Regions from separate parts of the Homo sapiens genome. Here region 1 is linked to region 2. The links are chromatin loops, found by intact Hi-C in ENCODE. Cell type or tissue: Caco-2. All regions are shown on one strand. Each heading gives the region's core, and the rest is flanking DNA. Links, peaks and the distances in the headings are about the cores only.

What was found. A loop is a pair of places that touch in the nucleus more often than their neighbours do. Peaks named below come from ENCODE experiments on the same cell type or tissue, not always from the same donor. Only the 100,000 strongest peaks of a DNase experiment are listed, where the experiment ranks them.
Region 1: it touches region 2 in a loop (29-fold over the local background); 2 of 110 quality-filtered maps call a loop at or near these places.

The regions. Positions count from the first base shown.
Region 1 is chr13:61,683,721-61,689,110 of GRCh38, forward strand. No RefSeq gene overlaps it. Among named protein-coding and RNA genes, the nearest start is that of LINC02339, 260 kb to the left of the region's middle. In Caco-2, for the core only: no CTCF peak of the experiment used is centred there; a DNase peak (open chromatin) is centred at 2,071.
Region 2 is chr13:60,651,513-60,656,902 of GRCh38, forward strand. No RefSeq gene overlaps it. Among named protein-coding and RNA genes, the nearest start is that of LINC00378, 19 kb to the right of the region's middle. In Caco-2, for the core only: a CTCF peak has its summit at 3,096 (motif pointing right); a DNase peak (open chromatin) is centred at 3,069.

The DNA.
Region 1 (5,390 bases), core at 151-5,150, 1.0 Mb after region 2:
ATATAATACAGAAAAAAATAATACATTGTATTTTCATAGAGATGATCCAGTGAAGAGAGAAAAACCAATAATTTTTATAAAATAAGCAGAATTTCTGGGGGAAATGTTCTCGATTATTCAAGGGTAAAAACAATTTACTGCAAAATGGAGGGATTAGTCTTGGCCAAGGCTATGAACAGTGTAAGCCCTGGAGTACTAGGAGGGGAAACAGAGCATGCACACTGATATGGGTAGGTGAGTGATCAAACTAAAAATTGTCTTTTGGTTTTCCTTTTTATTCTCTCAGTCAGAAAGCTATATGGATACTAAGATTGCAGATAAGGTTAGACATGATGAAGGTTTGAGGAAAAAGGATAAGGTATAAGGCAGTCATCAATGTAAGTAAATAAGTGAAAAGATTCAAGAAACACAATACATTTGCCTGGCAGATTTAAGGGTCATTGATGTTGTAGTCATGCCAGCAAGAAAAATTGTGTGTCATATGAAGAATTAGAAACTCTGGCCAGGCACAGCAGCTCATGCCTATAATCCCAGCATTTTGGGAGGCCAAGGCAGGAGAGTCACTTGAGGCCAGGAGTTCAAGACCAGTGTGGGCAACATGATGAGACTCTGTTTCTATAATAGTTTAATAAATTAGCCAGGGATGGTAGCACACACCAGTAGTCAAAGATACTCAGGAGCCTGACGTGGCAGGATCCCTTGAGCCTTGGAGTCTGAGGTTACAGTGAGCTATGATCGCACCACTGTACTCCAGTCTAGATGACAGAGCGAGACCCCATCTCTAAAAGAAAAAGAAAAAAACAACGAGCAAGATGGTGGAGTAGATAATACAAGACATATTGCCCCCAAAATAACAAATATGTAATTATCCATGAACGATAATAATCTTGGGAGAAATAAAGGGTCCATTTAAGAACTGGTTGCAACATTACGGAGCAAAAAAGCCCAGAATCACTGCACAGAAATGGTGGCTGGAAAGACTGGCAGACATGAGATGTGTGGAAATGTCTAGGAACAAAGAAAAAGTATGGAGGTTATCAATATCAGCCACATGGAGATAGCCACTGAAGTCCACAGTGGTCTGCTTAATAGAGGACATCATCAGCTTTTGCCACTGAGGTAACCAACAACCATCCTCATCACAAACCACCAGGAAACAGAGATGCAGTTGCTTCCCACCACCCTCCCATGAAGAAGACACTGTTTTGCCACCCTTCCCAACACTGCCCCCATACCCTGAAACCATGGTTGCTCCATGCATGGCCATACCTCAGAACCAGGCTTCATGGCTGCTCCACATTTGCCTGTGTTCTGGGACCCCACTCTGTGGTCATATCACATGCATTCACACCTCAGACACAGAAGTCACTGCTGCTCTAGTGTAGCTCCACCCTCAATCTTGGAGCCCGGGTTACAGGACTTTATTCCTGTGTACACTTGCACAATGCACGCTGGCTCCACAGGTGCTCCATGAGTGCTCACATCTCTGATATCAGAGCCACTGCCACAGCAAGCTAGTTTCTCAAGACCTCAGACTCATACTCACATAGCTTCTTGCATATCCACACTCCAGATCCCAGCTCCATGGCTGCTGGCATGCTGTGCCCACTTGCGGAACACCAAAGTCACTGCTGCTGCAAGTTAGAATACATCAGAGACCTCAGATCTTCTGTAGCTCTGGGTATGCCCATGTTTCAGAACACAACCTCTTGGTTGTTCCACAAGCACTATGCCTTGGACATCATTACCAAAGTAGCAACAGGAAGACCTGTGCCCCAGGCACTGGTGCCACCACCACCCAGACTCTGGAGCCTTGGTTCATCCCCATGTGCCTGTGCTTCAGACCTTGGCTCCATGGCCACTTCACTGGCACCATGAAGCAGACAATGATGATGCTGCTGCCACTGCAAACGTGCCCAGAAGTTGGTTTCAGTGCCAAAAGGGATCCCCTTGGTCATGACTTCTCCAGTGGCAGAAAAAGGTAGCAGGAGCACCCTAGCAACCTTTGCCATTTTAAACCTCAACTGCCTTTGCTGCCACCAGGGATACCTAAACACTTTGCTGCTGAGGATCCCTGCAATCTTAGCCAACAGTGACCTCAGCTGACAGAACTGCATAAGAACTATGCTTCCGTGTCCTCACTAGAACCTAAACTGCTGCACTGCTTACAGCCAGCACTCTCAAGCCCACTCATAGGGGAAGATCTTTGCCCACTGAAAAGAGTATGTAAAGTCTGGAAGAAGTGACTGCTCTATCATATGCGCAACATCAAGGCAAGGCAAAAAAATATGAAAAACTAAGGGAATATACCACCAAAAGAACACAATAATTTCCTAGTGAATGACCCCGCCCTCCCCACCACAAAATTGAAACCTTCAAATTGTCTCACAAAAAGTTTAAAATAATTATTTTCAGGAAGCTCAGTGAACTCTAAGAGGGCACAGGGAAACAATTTAATGACATCCAGGAAACAGTAAACGAATAAAATGAAAAATTTAACAGGTTAATTTTTTTTTAATAAAGAACCAAACAAATTTTAGAGCTGAAAATAATGAGTTAAATGAAAAATGTAATAAAGACTGTCATCAGTGAAACTAATCAACCAGAAGAAAGAATCTTTGAATTCAAAGACAATTTATTTGAAAATATATAATCAAAGGAGAAAGAAGAAATAAAATAAAAAGGGGTAAAGAAACCCTATGAGATATATGGGACAGCATCAAGAAAGCTAACTTTCACATCTCGAGAAGCAGAAGAAAGAGAGAAAGGGATTGAAAGCTTCTTTAAAAAATAGTAATTAAAAAAATTTCAAATCTGGGGAAAGATATAAATATAGAGATATAGAAAGCTAAAATTTTTCTAATCATAATCAAGCCAATGAAGACTACACCGAGGCATATTATAATTAAACTATCAAAAATTAAAGACAAAGAATTGTGAATGCAACAGAGAAAAATGATTGTTCCATATATATGAATAACCATAAGGTTACCAGAGGATTTCTCAGCAGAAATTTTTCAGTGCAAAGGCAGATAAGGACGATACATTCAAAGTACTAATAAAAAAAAAAAAAACATGCCAACCGATAATATCACAAACTGCATAGCTGTTGTTCAGAAATGAAAGAGAGATAAAGACTTTTCTAGACAATAAAAGCTCAGGGAGTTTACCCTACTAGACCTGCTTTATGAGAAATGCTAAAGGGAGATCTTCAAGCTGAAACAAAAGGAAGCTAATTAGTAACATGAAAATATAAAAGTATAAGCTCAGTGGTAATAGTAAGTACATAGTCAAATTTTAGAATACTTTAATATTGAAATAGTAGTGTATAAATCATGTATATCTCCAGTATAAAGGTTAAAATGTAGAACAGTATTAAAAATTACTGTAGCTGCAATAACTTCTTAGTGGATAAACAATATAAAAATTTATAAATTGTGACATAAAATGTATGTTGGGGAGTAAAAGTTTAGAGTTTTTATATATGATCAAACTTAACAGCCTAAAATAGCTTGTTACATATATAAATGATTTATGTAAGCCTCATGGTAACCCAAAAAGCAAAAATCTATCCAACATAGATAAAAGATAAAGACAAAGAAATCAAACATATTACAGAAAATCATTAAACCATAGAGGAAGACATAGAAAGAAAGGAACAAAAGATCAACAAAACAACCAGAAAACTATAAACAAAATAGCAGTAGTAAGGACTTACCTATAAATAATTTCCTTAATATAAAAGGGTTTAAATTCTTCAATCAAAAGACAGAGTGGCCAAATGGTAAGAACAAACAACAACAAAAAACAAGCCTCAATTTTATATGCCCTATGAAGGATTCATGATTCACTTCAGCTTTAGTGACACAGCTAGACTAAAACTGAAGGGTTGGAAAATAGATATAAATAAATAGATATAAAATAGATATAAAAATGAACCCCAAAAAGAATAGGGGTAGTTAGGGTAGTTATACTTATCAGACAAACTAAGCTTTAATTCAAAAATGGTAGAAAGAGGCATAAAGGGTAATGTTATAACAATAAAGGGTCAGTCAATTCATTAGCAGAATATAACAATTATAAAATATTTGCACCCAATATCAGAGTACCTAATTATATGAAGCAAATCTTAATAGATCACAAAGGAGAGATAGACAATAATGCAATAATAGTTGGGAATTTCAGTACCCCACTTTTAACAGTGGCTAAATTAGCCATCAAGGAAACTGTGGACTTGGACTACACTTTAAACCAAATTGGTCTAAAAGACATAAACCAACCATCTTATCCAACAAGAGCAGAATACAAATTTCTTCTTAAATACGTATAAAATATTCACCAAAATGAACCATATATTAGGCCACAAAATCAGTTTTAAGAAATTTAAGAAGATTGAAATCATATCAAGTATCTTTTCTGACCACAATAGTATTAAACTTGAACTCAATAACAGGATACATTTTGAAAAAATCACAAATATGTTGATATTAAACATATTCCTGAACAAAAAAAAATCACAGAATAAATCAAAAAACAGAAAATATTTTTAGACAAATGAAAATGGGAACACAACGTACTAAACCCATAGGATACAGCAAAAACAGCCCTAGGAGGGAAGATGATAGCACTAGGTCCTTACATCAAAACATGAAAAAAGATGTCAAATAAACTTAAAAGTTTTACCTCAAGAGATCAAAAAATAACAAACTAAACCCAAAGTTAGTAGAAGGAAGGGATCATAAATATCAAAGCAGAAAAAATTAAAATAGTGACTAGAAAAACAATAGCAACATAACTAAGAGTTTCTGTTTTCTTTAAAGATAAACAAAATTGGCAAATTTTAAGTAGACTTAATTTTAAAAATGAGAAGCCTCAAGTAAATAAAAGTAGAAATGAAAGAAGAGACACTACCACCAGTGTCACAAGATACAATTGTAAGAGACTACTCTGAAATATTATACTCTGAAAAACTGAGTAACTTAGAAGAAATTGATACATTCCTGGAAACATACAATCTACCAAGACTGAATCATAAATAAATAGAAAATATAAACAGAACAACAATAAGTAAGGAAATTGAATTATTAATGAAAAGTCTCTCATCAAATAAAAGCTGGGGACCATTTGGCTTTATGATTGAATTCCACCAAATGTTTAATGAATTACTACCAATAATTCTCAAGCTCCTCCAGAAAATTCAAGAACAGGGAATACTTCCATACGAATTTTATGAAGAAACTATGATTTTCCTACCAAAGTCAGACAAGGATACCACAAGAAAGAAAATTATCTTTAATCTATGTTCATCAGGCCAATATCCCTGATGAACATAGATTCAAAATTCTCGACAAAAACTATCAAGTAAAATAAATAGCACATTAAAGTATTAT
Region 2 (5,390 bases), core at 335-5,334:
AACTCTAATCACCACAAAAAGTGTTGTAGCCCCTCAATCTGTTCCTGGACTGACCCAGCTCACACAGTCCCTTAAGTGAAGAGAAGCCTGGGTCTCTTTGAGGAAGAATCCCCCTACTCTGCCAGAAATTATACTGTAAATCTTTTTCTCTACTTTCTTTAAAAGGACCGGTGGTTACTTACCTGGGTGTCTGTGAATTGGGAAAGGAGAACTAATTAGACATTTTGGCTCTGAAGTGACACTAATTGTTAGAGACTCAAAACATCTCAGTGGTCTACCTATAAGAATAAGGACTTAAGGAAATGAGATAATTAATGGAATTTTGGCTTGTATCCATCTCAAAGTGGCTCAATTGGTCCCCAAAGCTATTCAATGTTTATTTTCTCAGGTCAGAAATTTATAGTTGGAGGAGACATACTTAGCCGCTGGGAGAACCCTCACTCTGATTCCCTCACACATGCAGAGAGGGCTGTCTTGTAGGAAAAGCTGTGTGGAAGCCACTAGGATGGCTCTGTTCTAAAAATCATACACTAAAAGCTATGTTGTATTCCTGGAGGGGTTTTTCAGATCTCTGCCGGTATCAAGGACTTGAAGGATATGGGAGTGGTGATTCCTACCATATCCTAATTCAACTCACCTATTTGGCCTTTGCAGAGAGTAGATGGATCTTAGAGAACAACAGTAGTATTTTTGAAAACTGAACTAAGTGATGAATCTTATTACAACTGTTATTCTAGATAGGGTTTATTTATTGGAGAAAACATCAATACCCCTGGTACCTGCTATACAACTTGAATAGGTTGTAATCCCTGGTTACTCACCCAAATATGAATCTAGGTGGTGCTACAAAGGTGTTTTGTAAATTTGATCAAATTCTATAACCAGTTGATGTTAAGTAAGGGAGATTATTCTAGGTGGTTTGGGAGCAGCTGATTCACTCAGTTGAAACATCTGAATAGCAGAGCCGATGCTTCCCTGAAGAAGCAGAAATTCCATCTGTGAACAGCAGCATGCACCCATGCCTGAGTGTTCCAGCCTGTCCTTCTGACAGGCTGTCCTATGAATTTCAGACTTGCCCAGCCAGCCTTTACAATTCCATAAACCAATTCCCTGCCATCAATCATATATATATATGTTCTATTTCAACCCTGATACAGTGATTTTTTTTCTCAATTCTTGTTAACAGACATCATCAGAAGCCGTTTGCTTTTAATAAGCAAAGCCAGCAATACTTCTTCAGTATCCCACCTCAGGATTAAAATTCCTCTCCAATTCTCTTACCATCTTGTCCATAGGAAACTTGATTACCTCTTCATTCCATAAGACATTGTGCTGCACCACTAATTTAATGATGTTGAGCTAATTGAACTAGTGAGCAGAAAGTAGCAACTAGTCTAGATATCTTGGTAAAACACATGCAAAATAGAGGGTAGAAAATGACTAAGCCCCCCCACTCCCCAAACAAATGTAGAGACCTTTCACTTTGTTAAATTTCTAGGCAATCTCATGGTACATTGACATATTCCTTCCAAATTGAAGAATAAAGTTGCTGCATGTAAACTCTTTTACAACAAAGGTAGTGGCATAGCGCTGATCTCTGCCACTAAGCAGTATAACCCAACAGATCGATTTGATGGTACTTGCAGGGGCAGAAATGCTTTATGGGGCCTTTAGCAGATTGTAATATGTGAATGATATCACTAACCTTTAGAATTTTGGAGTGAAGCTATGTGACCTTTTTCAGATAACTATTTTGAGAAACAACTTCAGGCTTGCTATTAGGCCCTACACATGACATCAGCAACTTATTATAACTATCATAATGTATTTGTTGTCTGATTCAGTAATACGCTGTAGCATGTGTGTAGCAGCATTCTATCAAGTGTAGGTGGTATATGTGAGACTAAGTTTGAATAGATCTTGAAGTCTCAGATAAGTTGCACAGGCAAGTAGTACAGATGTCCATGGTCGTTCCTCTGGCCACATTGCTTTCTCCTTCCCAGTCTGTACCCATGGCCTTGGGCGAAGTTCTCTCATTACTTGATGGCTAAGGAAGACAAAATAGGGCCTACTCTACAGATGATTTTGCAAAATGTGCTGGCATCACCAGAAAGTGTACAGAGATAGCACTGGAACCCTACTCTGGGGTATTTTTGAAAAATAGTGGTGGATATGGAATACTGTGCAGCCATAAAAAAGGATGAGTTCATGTCCTTTGTAGCAACATGGATGAAGCTGGAAACCATCATTCTGAGCAAACTATCGCAAGGACAGAAAACCAAACACTGCATGTTCTCACTCATAGGTGGGAACTGAACAATGAGAACACTTGGACACAGGTTGGGGAACATCACACACTGGGGCCTGTTGTGGGGTGGGGGGATGGGGGAGGGATAGCATTAGGAGAAATACCTAATGTAAATGACGAGTTAATGGGTGCAGCAAACCAACATGACACACGTATACATATGTAACCTGCACATTGTGCACATGTACCCTAGAACTTAAAATATAAAAAAATTATTTAAAAAAATGTGGTGGAGAGAAATTCTCTCAAGAGAGGCAGTACTTTGAGCACTACTCTTTTTTTTCCATTTCTCGTGGAAGGAGAGAGATGATCAGAGGTAGGTAGAGATCTGCATCATTTCATGGTAAGTGGATAAGAGTTCAGCTTGATGGTCAGGGACTTGGAAGGAACAAGATTGGAAAGCTAATAACTAGGAGGTCTGGGAAGAAGTACATAGATGAATCTGTCCAAAAGGGTATAGACTGTCCATATATTTGTGTCCCATGTTAATGCTTGCCAAAGAAAAATCTCAGCAGAGAAATTATCAGGCAGATGAAATGACCCATTTTGTAGATGTTGGTCAGTCTCTTTCACCAGACACCTATGTCCTTTCTAGTGGACTCAGGAACAAATGACCATGGTGGCAGGGATGAAAGTTATGCCCAGGTTCATTCAGCAACATGGACTTTTACTCACCAGGGCTGATTGCCCATAGCCACTGCTGAGTGTGCAATATGCCAACAGAAGAGATCAACACTGAGCCCTGGATTTGGCTCCACTTTCTGGGATAACCAGCCAGCCACTGGGCGGCAGTGTGATTATGCTGCACTAAATTAACTTGGAAGAGACAGAACTTTGTTCTTACTGAAATAGATACTGTACATGTGTATTTGCCTTCTCTGTTATATTTCTTCTGACAAGTCCACCATCCATGGATTTACAGAATGTTATATTCACTGTCATGGTATTCCACACAGCATTGCTTCTGTCAAAGCAACTCATTTTATAGAAGATGGGCTCATGCTCATGGAATTCACTGTTTTTTTTTTTTTTGAGAGGGAGTGATTGGGATACTTTATCTTCTTCTTCTTCTTTTTTTGAGAGCGTCTCGCTCTTGTCACCCAGGCTGGAGTGCAATGGCGTGATCTCGGCTCACTGCAACCTCTGCCTCCCAGGTTCAAGTGATTCTCCTGCCTCAGCCTTCCGAGTAGCTGGGACTACAGGTACGCACCACCATACCCAGCTAATTTTTGTATTTTTAGCAGAGACGGGCTTTCACCGTGTTGGCCAGGATGGTCTTGATTTCTTGACTTCGTGATCCCGACCGCCTTGGCCTACCAAAGTGCTGAGATTACAAGCATGAGCCACCGTGCCCAGCTAAATTCACTGCTCTTATCATCATCTCCCTTATCCTGAGAGGATGGTGGATGTCTTTGAAGACTGAGTTAGAGCACCATCTGGGTGGGAATGCCATGTGGGGCTATAGTAATGTCCTCCAGGATGAAGTAGTCTCTGAATTGTTGACCGTTATATGGTCCTGTTTCTCTCATTCTGAATTAAGCCATGGTTTGTTTATTGCCAGTCACCTGGCAACTTAGTGTTTCTCATGCTAGTAAAACAACAGGCAAAAAGAAGCAATTACCATACTGGGTGATTTATCCCGACTGTCAAGAGACTAGCTATTACACAATTGGGCCAGAGAAGACTGTATGTGGAGTGCTAGAGATATGTGTGTGGGGAGGTACTTTTTTAGTATTCTCATGTTCTGTTGACAGAGGTAATAGAAAACCACCCCAAACCAGCAGGGCCTTTAGGAATGAAGCCGTGTGTTACTCCACGTTGACTGAAGTCAATATAGAATAGGTAGGTGACAGCAAAGTCAATATAGAATAGGTAGTAGAGAAAGGACATTGTAAATACTTCTATAACTATGCAGCCAGTTACAGAATTTTTAGTATTTATATGTTTTCTTCCTTGCTTTTATATGGATATGTTTGTATATAATATATATTAGCAAATTAGAAAATTTCTTTCCCCCTCTTTCCTTTTCCTACCAACTAATATAAGACTAATAGTGTGTAATTTGGGGGCTGTGTATGGTAGCGCATGCCTGTAGACCCACTTATTTGGGAGGCTGAGGTGGTATGATCACTTGAGCCCAGGAGTTTGAGGTTACAGTGAGCTATGATTATGCCACTGCACCCCAGTCTGGGTGACAGAATGAGACCCTGTCTCTTTAAAAAAAAATGAGTAATAGTGATTATATCTTATTTAAGTTACAAGATGTCAAAGCAAGCATGTAACTCAGGGAGAAGAGTAATAAATATCACCTGAAGATGTATTAAGTATGTGTATCCTTTTTTTAGGGAGCGCATTAGCAGTTTTTGGTTGTATGATAAAAATTGAGCATCCCTAATTCAAAAATACAAAATACAAAATGCTCAAAAATCCAAAACTTTTGACCACTAACATGACACAAAAAATATGCTCATTGGAGCATTTTGAATTTTGGATTTGGGATGCTCAACTGGTAAGTATTTGCAAATATTCCAAAATTTGAAATATGAAACACTTGTGGGGCAAGCATTTTGGATAACCTGTCACTGCATCATATTAAGTAGAAGCATCCTTTTACTATTATCTTCATTTGACAGTTAAGGACGGTTAAACGAGGTATATGTGGCTGCTAGGTTGAAAGGGTTGCAAAGTCCTAGATTGTGCTATTGTCAATTTAGAAACTGTATTTTCTAGAATCCCTTATATGATTAGGTTAGAAGTAGCTGATAGAGGAAATTGCACAAGATTTAGGAGGGAGAGTAAATCAGTGGCTATTATTTTTGGAAGGTTGTAGTGCTCAGAGAGTGTGGCAGTCAGGTGCAGAGGTGTCTGTGAGGTCTCAGCTGGTCCTTGCTCTCCTCTGCTCCGTGTCTAGCTCATCTTTCTGTTATAACTGCTGGCCCTGCTGACCAACGGTGGTCCCAAGCCTACCAACAGATGTTTGGCTGTGAACCTGCACAGGTGGTAGCTACACACAAATCCAACTTCCCATAGATAACCTCCATGTGCCCCATCATTGTGTTCCCAATTTGGTGGCTAGAAATGC